Linked DNA regions of Homo sapiens: region 2 is linked to region 1. The links are chromatin loops, found by intact Hi-C in ENCODE. Cell type or tissue: GM12878. All regions are shown on one strand.

What was found. Peaks named below come from ENCODE experiments on the same cell type or tissue, not always from the same donor. Only the 100,000 strongest peaks of a DNase experiment are listed, where the experiment ranks them.
Region 2: it touches region 1 in a loop (3-fold over the local background); 13 of 110 quality-filtered maps call a loop at or near these places.

What each region holds. Positions count from the first base shown.
Region 1 is chr10:89,957,491-89,962,490 of GRCh38, forward strand. No RefSeq gene overlaps it. Among named protein-coding and RNA genes, the nearest start is that of LINC01375, 2.6 kb to the left of the region's middle. In GM12878, no CTCF peak of the experiment used is centred here; DNase peaks (open chromatin) are centred at 2,291 and 2,401; H3K27ac peaks cover 269 bases.
Region 2 is chr10:89,794,566-89,799,565 of GRCh38, forward strand. No RefSeq gene overlaps it. Among named protein-coding and RNA genes, the nearest start is that of LINC00865, 32 kb to the right of the region's middle. In GM12878, no CTCF peak of the experiment used is centred here; no DNase peak of the experiment used is centred here.

The DNA of each region.
Region 1 (5,000 bases):
TTATGGCAAGCGTTGGCAAACTTCTTCTGTAAAGGGCTGGGCAGTAAATATTTCAGGCTTTGTGGGCCATATAACCTTTGTCAAGACTACTCAACTCTGATAGTGTAGTGCAAAAGCAGCCATAGATGATGTGTAAACAAATGGATGCACCTGTGGTACCAATAAAACTTTATTTAAAAGAATGGGATTCAGCCAGATTTGGCCCATGGACAGTAGTTTGCCAGCCCCTGTTTTGTGGCATTAGGTACTAAATGTCTGACATTTCCACTATGGTGAAATCAGATGTTGTCTATGTAGGTGAATCTCCTCACGTTCTTGAATCAGGACTCTCTCTCTCTTAGTTGTACAGTGTCAAAATTAGTCTCTGCGATTAGTCTTTTTGAGGTCTCTGTTTTCTTTAGGTGGGATAATTTTCCCATTTAGATTAGAGTCAAATGTTATTGGTTTAGGAGGCTTTCTGTCTTAAGGTAACTTTGCACATCTGTGTTTCAGTTCCCTTAGAGCTTAACTCTCAGAGGAAATCTTATGTCCCAATTCCATACTGGTCCTTGGTTCCCCTTATTTCACCGTTCTCCAGAGGTTTCTTATTATTGCCCAACATTAATCCTGCTGTAATAACTTACGGTATGGATCTAGCGAAAAGAGAATGCTGAGGCATGGGTGTCAGTTGGTGTTCAATCTGATTATTTCTCCCAGGTGTGTAGTTCCAGGAAAACTGCCTCAAACTTTTTAGCCCCTAGAGCCCTCTCAGTCAGTCTGGAACACAGAAATACCTTCAGCTGACCACACATTTTAAATAAATCACATGTAAAGATTTTTTTTTCACAATAACTGCTTAAATGTTTGTTCTGATTGGTAGCCTCTGGTTGCTGTCAATGTGTTACCTTAGTTAATTATGTAAGAGGGGCCATTTCTCATCTCAGATGGTACCATGGTTTATTTTAGCAACTTGCAGTCGAAGTCTGGCTGGGTCTACAGCAGCCTCAGCCTCACCTAGGAGCAGGTCAGAAATGCAGACTCTCAGGGCCCCAGACCTACTGAATCAGATCTGGATCTATCTTAACAAGATTTCCAGATGATTCACAATTATTAACGTTTGGAGGTCCTGCTCTGACTTATAGTGCATCTTAATGTTAATTCTTAATGTTAGTTAAAAAAAAAAAAAGACATCTCTGAGTGGCAGAATCAGGAAATGGCTATAAGGTTTAAGGATAATAGGTTTAATTTCTCCCATATTCTTGTGCTCTTGCATAGGGCATGAGAATATATAATGCCCCTGATTGGCATCGTCATCCCCATGCCAATTTGGACCCCAAATTGATGAGATAGGGGTTTGAGAGAACTAAAAGTGAAATTCCAGTTCATCAACAACCTTGTTTTTCAAAGATTTCTTAAAAAACTTTTTTCATTGGTAGCTTGTGAAATTCTTTCTCCATCATCTCTTTTACATAAAATATTGACAAACTGATAATAAGTCTTATTCCTTTCAGTTCCTTGAAAATCTGGGCTTTTACCTTCTAATTCTGAGTGTGGTAAAACTCACATGCACAGACTTTTAAATACTCACACAGCAATCCCACCAGAGTGTACCTTGACTAGCCTTCACATGTGACACAACATGGATCACATAAGATATAGATGAATGTCCTTTGTGAAGCAATGTCTGACTGTAGGATGTAGAATGGTTTGGCTGAGTTTGGAGACAGGAACTAGAGATCTGATTCTTGGTTTTGCCATATTAAGGCTGTGTGTCTTATGACAAACCAGTTTTCCCCTCAAATTAGTAATTTATAACAAATTAATCTACTGTGCTTTTGAGGTGGGCAAGAATTTTTTAATTTAATTAAATTATTTTTTTTAAAAAAAGCTTCCTAAGTGACTGTACTGCTCAGCCAGTCTTGAAAACAATAAACAAAGTCTTTGAGCTTCAATTTCTTCATTTATGCATTAGGAACATTAATGATTTCTTCAGCACATGAAATTATACGTGAAATTCTCAAGTGCAGAGCAGTCTGGAGATGTAGTATAGTGGCAGTTTTAATTGTGTGACCCATGTGTCACACAGATAAGATTTCGGTAGTGGGCATAGAAATAAAGGAAGTGTAAATGAGAGTAGAGACCTAGGTAACAGAACTGAAAACAAATGGAAGCCACCTCTGTTTTCCACAGCTGAGAATTCTTATAACGTGCCATCTGTGAGAGGTTAGTCCTGTGAATAGCCCTACACATAAAGCCAGATTTCTACTGAAGAATGGAGCTTACATCCTATGAGGTCTATATAATCCTGTATTCCTCCCTTATATTTTATGTTGCCTGTCTTGGCTCAAGTAATTGCAGGCCATTTGAGGTCAGGGTTTGAGTCTTTCCTTTCTCATAGGCACTCCTATTATTGTTCTGATTACAGAGAAAATTCTCAGCAAATGTTGATTGATGATTGGTTACGATTCTTGGACTTCTTCCTATTATGAGTAATTGATGCCCTCGAATGACTCAGCATTAGATTGGGGCTAATTAAGGATATCTTTCTGTGACGATCTCTGCCCTGTCACAAGTTATTATAGTTTTCTTATATCGCCTGAAAAAACTCACCACATTCTCTCTGAACACCAAGATTGTACCCATTCCTACATAAGGCATACGGAGCTACTTTTAGGGGAGGATAGGGTTCAAATCTATGCTGCTTTTTCTTGTTTTCAAATAAACTCATCATTTCACTGAACAAAGCCAAGTCACTTTCAAGCTGTGCCTTCTTATTGTCAAAAGCAGCCATCCCAGTTAACTTAGTGAAAAACAATAAACTGGTTGATCTGGCAAGACAAAGACAAGGCTTCATCTGATGGGTACGTTTTCCAACTTGTTAATTCACTGCTGTTTAGACATCGTCTTTGACAGAGTCTGTGACTGTTCAGAAGAATGACTCCCAAAAGTTAATAATGTGGGGAGCAGGGGAAAGAGATCAGTCTAGTAATCTACTCACCTACTTCATCTATGCTGTGCATGGCTGATAGCGGGAGGGATAAGTAGTTGGCTACATTTTTCTTTCTTTCTTTCCTTTACTCAAAATATTATCCCAGGAGATGTAGACATAAAGAAATGTATAGGCCGGGCACGGTGGCTCACGCCTGTAATCCCAGCACTTTGGGAGGCCGAGACGGGCGGATCACGAGGTCAGGAGATCAAGACCATTCTGGCTAACACGGTGAAACCCCGTCTCTACTAAAAATACAAAAATTAGCCGGGCATGGTGGCGCGCGCCTGTAGTCCCAGCTACACGGGAGGCTGAGGCAGGAGAATGGCGTGAACCCGGGAGGCGGAGCTTGCAGTGAGTCGAGATCGCGCCACTGCACTCCAGCCTGGGCGACAGAGTGAAACTCCGTCTCAAAAAAAAAAAAAAAAAAAAAAGAAATGTATAATCTTCAGGAGTGTGTCTGTACTTGTCTTCTTATCAAAAAAGTCCTTGAATTCTGCCCAGGCTGGGGTTCCTGAGTGTGGAGCTGGCCCTCAGCTGAGGGTAGAAGAAAGGAGAATTGAGTTAAGAAACCAAAGTAATGGCTGGAGAACCAAAGGATGTTCCCAGGCATCAAATCCAAAGGGCCCAGCAATGAAGCTTGATCCGATCCAAACAAAAGAATAAATACTTGGGTCAGACAAGACTGAAGTAGGAGATTTGAGTGATTGAGGGAAGAGAAAGAGGACAGTGTAAGGGGGTGCTAGAGAGGGAGATTTAAGAGCTTGCTGTGGCCTTGCCTATGGCTAATAGGTCGGGGTGATATCGAGGGTATTGGGCTGCTTCTAAGAAAAGAGGCGTCCACAGACAGCCAGACAGAACCCATTCAAAGTTGTACCTTCAAAATCAACTTCAGGCCTCACGGAACCTAGCATGCTGGTTCCTTGTATAACCCCCTCAGTTATGTCTGTAATATCTAGAGGAGCAAACAGGTACAGGTGCTTAAATGAAAGAAGAGAATCATATTTCCAACAAGTTGATAGCATACTTAGAATCTGAAGAATGGTGCAATACGTGCGTGTGTGTTAACTTTTCCTGTAAAGTTGCCATAAACTTTTTTTTTTTTTTTTTTTTTTGTGGTGGAGTCTCACTCTGTCACCAGGCTGGAGTGCAGTGGTGCAATCTCGGCTCACTGCAACCTCTGCCTACTGGGTTCAAGTGATTCTCCTGCCTCAGCCTCCTGAGTAGCTGGGGCTACAGGCACGCACCACCACGCCCAGCTAGTTTTTGTATTTTTAGTAGAGACAAGGTTTCACCATGTTGGCCAGGATGGTCTTGATCTCTTGACCTCATGATCTGCCCACCTTGGCCTCCCAAGCCATAAACTTTTTAAAGAATCTGCCACTGCTGCATATCAGACAGTCCCTTCTGTTGCTGTTTCCCACCTTTTGTCTGCCCCTTTCGTATTTTCCACCTCTTTTTACATTTCTGTGCACTCTCCTTCCAACTCTGATGCCCAGGCTTCATCTTAGAGATGGCCATATGCTTCCATCTGTGGCTGTCTGTCAGAGTAGTCTTTAGTCATTCAGAGTCTTCAGAGAGGAGCAGCTACAAGAGAAATAAAACTTGCTCTTGATATGTTCTCATTGCTTAACCTTGATGAGTTGATCTACTCTATTAGTATCTTTCTCTTCACTATCTCTCATCAAGGATCCCCTCTCCACCAGGAATAAGGGAAGGTAAGACATGGGGAGGAAACATGCAATCATTTTTTGCATCTTTATTTTGCTGACAAATGGCTATTTATGAAGGAAGGAGAATTATTGTCTGATTTAGACCATGAAAGGTCAAAAGAATAGTGTTTCCCTCAAATATGGAGCACGTTACAAATTAAATTGGTGTCCCACTACTTTGGCCACTTAGCTCTTTTACTGGATTGCTTAAAACCTATTGAAATAAAAATTGTATCTTTTAAAAAAGTCTTATGAATTTTCTCTGGGGTTCAAATTTATGGAAACTTGCCCTTTAAGAGGAACTCAGAGATAGGCTGAAA
Region 2 (5,000 bases), 160 kb before region 1:
TATCTTCCCGGAGACATGAAACTTAGAAGTGGAGCAGCCACCACTGTCCATGGGATGACAAGTGTGAGGACAAAAGCCAGTGTAACAAAGAAGGGCAGAATGGACAGGTGAGAGCAGCCTGGGTCCCTCTTTTATGGCAACTCTGAGCAGTTGCTATGCTGACGGGGGACTGCCTATGTTTGCACTTGCTATGAGGGGAAAAGCAACTGTTGATCAGGCTTCCTATTGTTCTCAGATAAATTTTATTCCTAACTGATCCATCACTGAGAAGTTACTATATTGGCATATAGACCATAAATATATTTATAATGTTGACTTTAGACATTATCCTTTCTAAAGAAGCCCTGTGGGCTTTAGACAAAGCTAAGACTTTAGAAGTTTAAGCTTCTTTGTTGTTATTTCTAAAAAGCATGTATTAAGTGCCTAAATTGTCAATACCAGGCAATCTGCCAAGTGTTCATGCCCTAACAACATTTCCTGAGCCAAAGGCACAGTTTGACATAACACCTGATTATGGGGTGAATATTTTCAACAGAATTGTGCTAGAAAATCCAGGCTGTCTGTTGTTCTACTTGACGCAGGCTGTGATTTCTTCAGGGTAGGCACCAGGTCAGAGCAAATACATCACTAGAAACAATAAATGAAATAGCAACAGACAACAAGGTGTTTGCATTATGACAGGCCAAATTTGATCTAAAGGGTAAACAACAAACAAAGGTATCTAATTGGAAAAAGAACTGAGAAAGGGTAAGAGTTTCACATTTTGAAAAGCAGGTTGGTAATTTGTTATTTGATGGTGAGGATATTCAGGAATGTTGCCATTCTGTGGTTCACAGCAGGAGAATTTCATGGAAGAGGATTTCCATGAGCTCACAGGCTGTTTAAAGAACTGGAGAGAACTGAATTGGCAAATGGGGGAAAATATTAGGTTGGTGCAAAAGTAATTGCAGTTTTTGCCTTTACTTGCAATATGTTATAGGCACGTGATTCTGCCTTGGAAGGTCATAAAGACAAAAGGTTGGCCTTCCCTGGAGCAAAACATAGAAATATGTCCCCTGGGGCCGTGTCATATGCCAGTCCTGTAAGCAGCATGGGGGACAGTGATGGTCTACTTAGGTAAGGCAAAAGTGATTGACTGAGAAGTAGAAGGAAGTAAATCTCATTAAATGTTGAATTTCACTGGGGTCTGTTTCTGACACACTTCTTACTTTTATGCATTTAACTATGTGCTGGATAACTTTCAGATTTTTATTTCTAAACTGTCTTAGTCTGTTTATGTTGCTGTAGAGGAATATCTGAGACTGGGTCATTTATAAAGGAAAGAGCTTTACTTGGCTTATGGTTCTTCAGGCTGTACAAGAAGCATAGTACCTGCATCTACTTCTGGTAAGGGCTTCAGGCTGCTTCCAACCAAGGCAGAAGGTGAAGGGGAGCTTCTGTGTGCAGAGATAACATGGTGAAAAAGGAAGCGAGAGAGAGAGTGGGGAGGTGCCAGACTCTTTTTAACAACCAGCTCTGGCAGGAACTAATAGAGCTAGCACTAGAACTCACTCATTACTGTGAGGACAGGCTGCAAGACATTATTGAGGGATCTGCCCATGACCCAAACACCTCCCATTAATGGCCTCTCCTCCAACATTGGGGATCAAATTTCAACATGAAGTTTGGAGAAGTCAAATATCCAAACCATAGCACAAACCTAATCTTCCAAATTTTCCAGCGTTCTCTCCCTGGATTTTTGCAGTTACTTCTAATTCACCGTATCTGCAAATAAACTCATTAAAGTGTCTTTTCTTCCTGTACATTATGTTTCTCATTCTGTATTTTTGACAACTATTTATTGAGTGCCTACACTGTGCCACTCAGTGTGCTAGGGCTGGGGATACAAGGGTGAGCAAGACCAGACCACACCCTCTTTCCTTTACTCCAACCTCCATCCTTTTCCATACTGCTTCCAGGCAGCTTTATCCAAAACTCATGTCTCAATTTTTTTTTTTTGAAATGGAGTCTCACTCTTCAACTCTTCGTCACCTAGGCTGGAGTGCAGTGGTGCGATCTCGGCTTACTGCAACTTCTGCCTACCGAGTTCAAGCGATCGTCCCACCTCAGCCTCCCCAGTAGCTGGGATTATAAGCGTGTGCCACCATGTCCAGCTAATTTCTGTATTCTTAGTAGAGACAGGGTTGGCCAGGCTGGCCTTGAACTCCTGACCTCAAGTCATCCACCTACCTCGGCCTCCCAAAATGCTGGGATTACAGGCATGAGCCACCGCTTCTGGCCATGTCTCAAATTTTTATATCCAAACTATCTTAGTGCATTTGCATTGCCATAAGGGAATATCTGAGACTGGGTAATTTAATAAAGAAAAGAACCATTTCACTTTCCTGGCTAAAGCTTTTCTAGTGATTTAGTGTTTTATGTTGTAAAGTTACTCTAGATTTTTAGCTTAGTTGTCGTTTTCTTCTTCCTCTTGAACTTTACATTTGAGCAACATCAACCTATTCATAGTTTCTTGAGCACGCTATGGCATTTCATGATTCTGAGCCTTTGATCATTCTGTACGGTCCCTGTAGATCCACTTTCTTCTTTCATCTTTGTTTAACTCCCACTTTACTTCTGTCTCACATGCCTTTTCTGTGCTCATAGTGGTTCTTATTTACCCCATTATAGCACTCAGCACATGTGGAGGAAAAGTTAAATATTAAATTTGAACTCAATTGAACGTGGACACAAACAGTAGTCACCAAGTCCTGGAACAGGTTGTGTGAGCCCCTTGAGGCATTCATTCAGCACTGTTTCAGAGAAATCTCTATTTCAATCTATTCCTATATGTTAGTTATCGAAAAACAACAAACAATCGCAAAAACAAGTTGACCTTTTTGTGCTCCTTGAGCCAAGTCGTGAAGGGCCCTCATGACTGGGCCTCATGCCAAACAACTCATTACAAAAAGAGCTAGGGTCCCAGACCATGCTGAATCTTCATGAGACCTCTCCTCGTCTGTGCATGGATGGGTGGCTGACTCTGGAGCCCAGGCTGTTGCTTCCCAGTCTGGTGATGATTCCTCCATAGTCTGGTGAATGTGTATCTATATGTTTTCCCTTCTCCCTTTCCCATTGCAATTAGCTTATTATATCAATTTGCTTATTATATCATTTGCTTATTGTATCTGCATTGCCATTTATGTGGGATAAAGGTTGTTTACCCTCAAAGGTATTGTGTGTGTGCCTTTTCTTTTCTCTTCACGCGTCTCCTGCACAGAATAGCACATTACACTATATTTGTATATTTCACATTTGACTCCTTTTCTGAATGAGTGCACATTAAGGAGGGAGACCTTTATGTCCAGCACTATGCTTGGCAAATGGAATTTGTAATGAAGCCCATTATTGAATGGAATTGGAAGTGAAGAGATAGTTTACTTGGAAAGGAAAGTATTTTGATGCCTATGACAAGAAAGCAATGGATGATTTAAAGTTTGATTGTCCAGTTGGCACCAAAAGTTAACAGCACAAATGTTACAACTTCCTTAAACAGACATACATTCACATCAGCGCACATCCACCTGATCCACTAAATTGTGAACATGTGCAGAGTATTATATTTAAGGTAACACTGATCAGTTATACCTTCCAATTTCAAAAGGAAATCACTCATTTTGCCCTAACGTGTGGTCAGGATTATTGTGGTAATGGCTGTTTGATCCTGAGTCAGTCCATGATAGCACACCTGAGAGTATGATTTATGGGCTGAGTTTTTACAGTTCAAACTGAGAGTGAGAAATAGTCTCTTGATAGCAATACACTGAAAGCATAGATGCTACAACAGCTTCTAAGATGGAGTGTTTATGGACCCAGGTGTTTGGACAGTGGGATAAGTGCAGCTGTATTTGAGACATACCTATATGAAACATTTTTTGTTGTTTATCTGAAATTCAAATTTAATTGGACATCTGGTGTTTTATCTGGCAAGTCTACATAAAATTGACTTGAAAAAACATATCCCAAATTAGGGGCTGCTTGATGTGCTAGGAATAAATACTGTTTTTTATACAGAAAAACTTTTTTAGTTACAGCTATGCATCTCTCTTAGCTGCTATCTCTTTATGAAGTGAGAGTTTCAGATTCGATCATTTTTAGATTTTGCTCAGCTTCACAAGCTTTGAGCAAATAAAATTTTACTAGAAAGACCAATATATAAAACAGATAAGAGCTGAGTTACTTATTAAAGTTGAGTATAGGTCCTTCCCCACCCCAACGTCGAATAATGGAGCACGACCTAAAAACTCCTAGATTTCATGATTTCTAAAATTCCTTCTACTTGTAACAGTCTGTGAGTCCAAATGAACTCATTTCATAGGGAGAAATAATCTAGTTTGTGGTTAGTCATAGCCTGTTCTTTCCTATTTATAGTTGAAAAGGCTAGAGAGAGAAGGAAAGAAAAGTATTATTACCAATGAAGGTGGCATTTAGGAAGGATAAAATGGACTTATTAACTATCTTCATTTATTCAACAGACATTTGTTGAGCAGTCTCTAAAGACAAGGTAATATACTATGTACTTTGAAGGGAGAATATTAATAGCAATTTTTAGAATGACCTCTTAATTTAGTTGGTGAGCTAAAATTTGTGCACAGGTAATTGTATCTGCTATTTTGTGAGGTTTACTATGTACTGGGTATTTTACTGCTTACAATGTTATAAAATATTTGCCTGAACATTGGTCCCACTCACAGTTCCTGTTCCTTTGCATTTGTTCTCATTGAAGCCTTACTTCCTTTCAGATTTTTTTTCCTAAAACTTACAAGGAAAGAATTCCTCTACATCTCATTTTTATCTCTGAATCTGTCTTGGTGATATAGGACATTTCTCTTTATTAGAAGCCCTGTCTTTGTTCAACTTTAGGATGATGAAGTCATAACAAGTTTTTCTCAAATATGCATTACTGAGACTCAATCTCCTCCAACAGTGTGATGTGTCCTCAGGTTGGCAGTCCAAGAGGT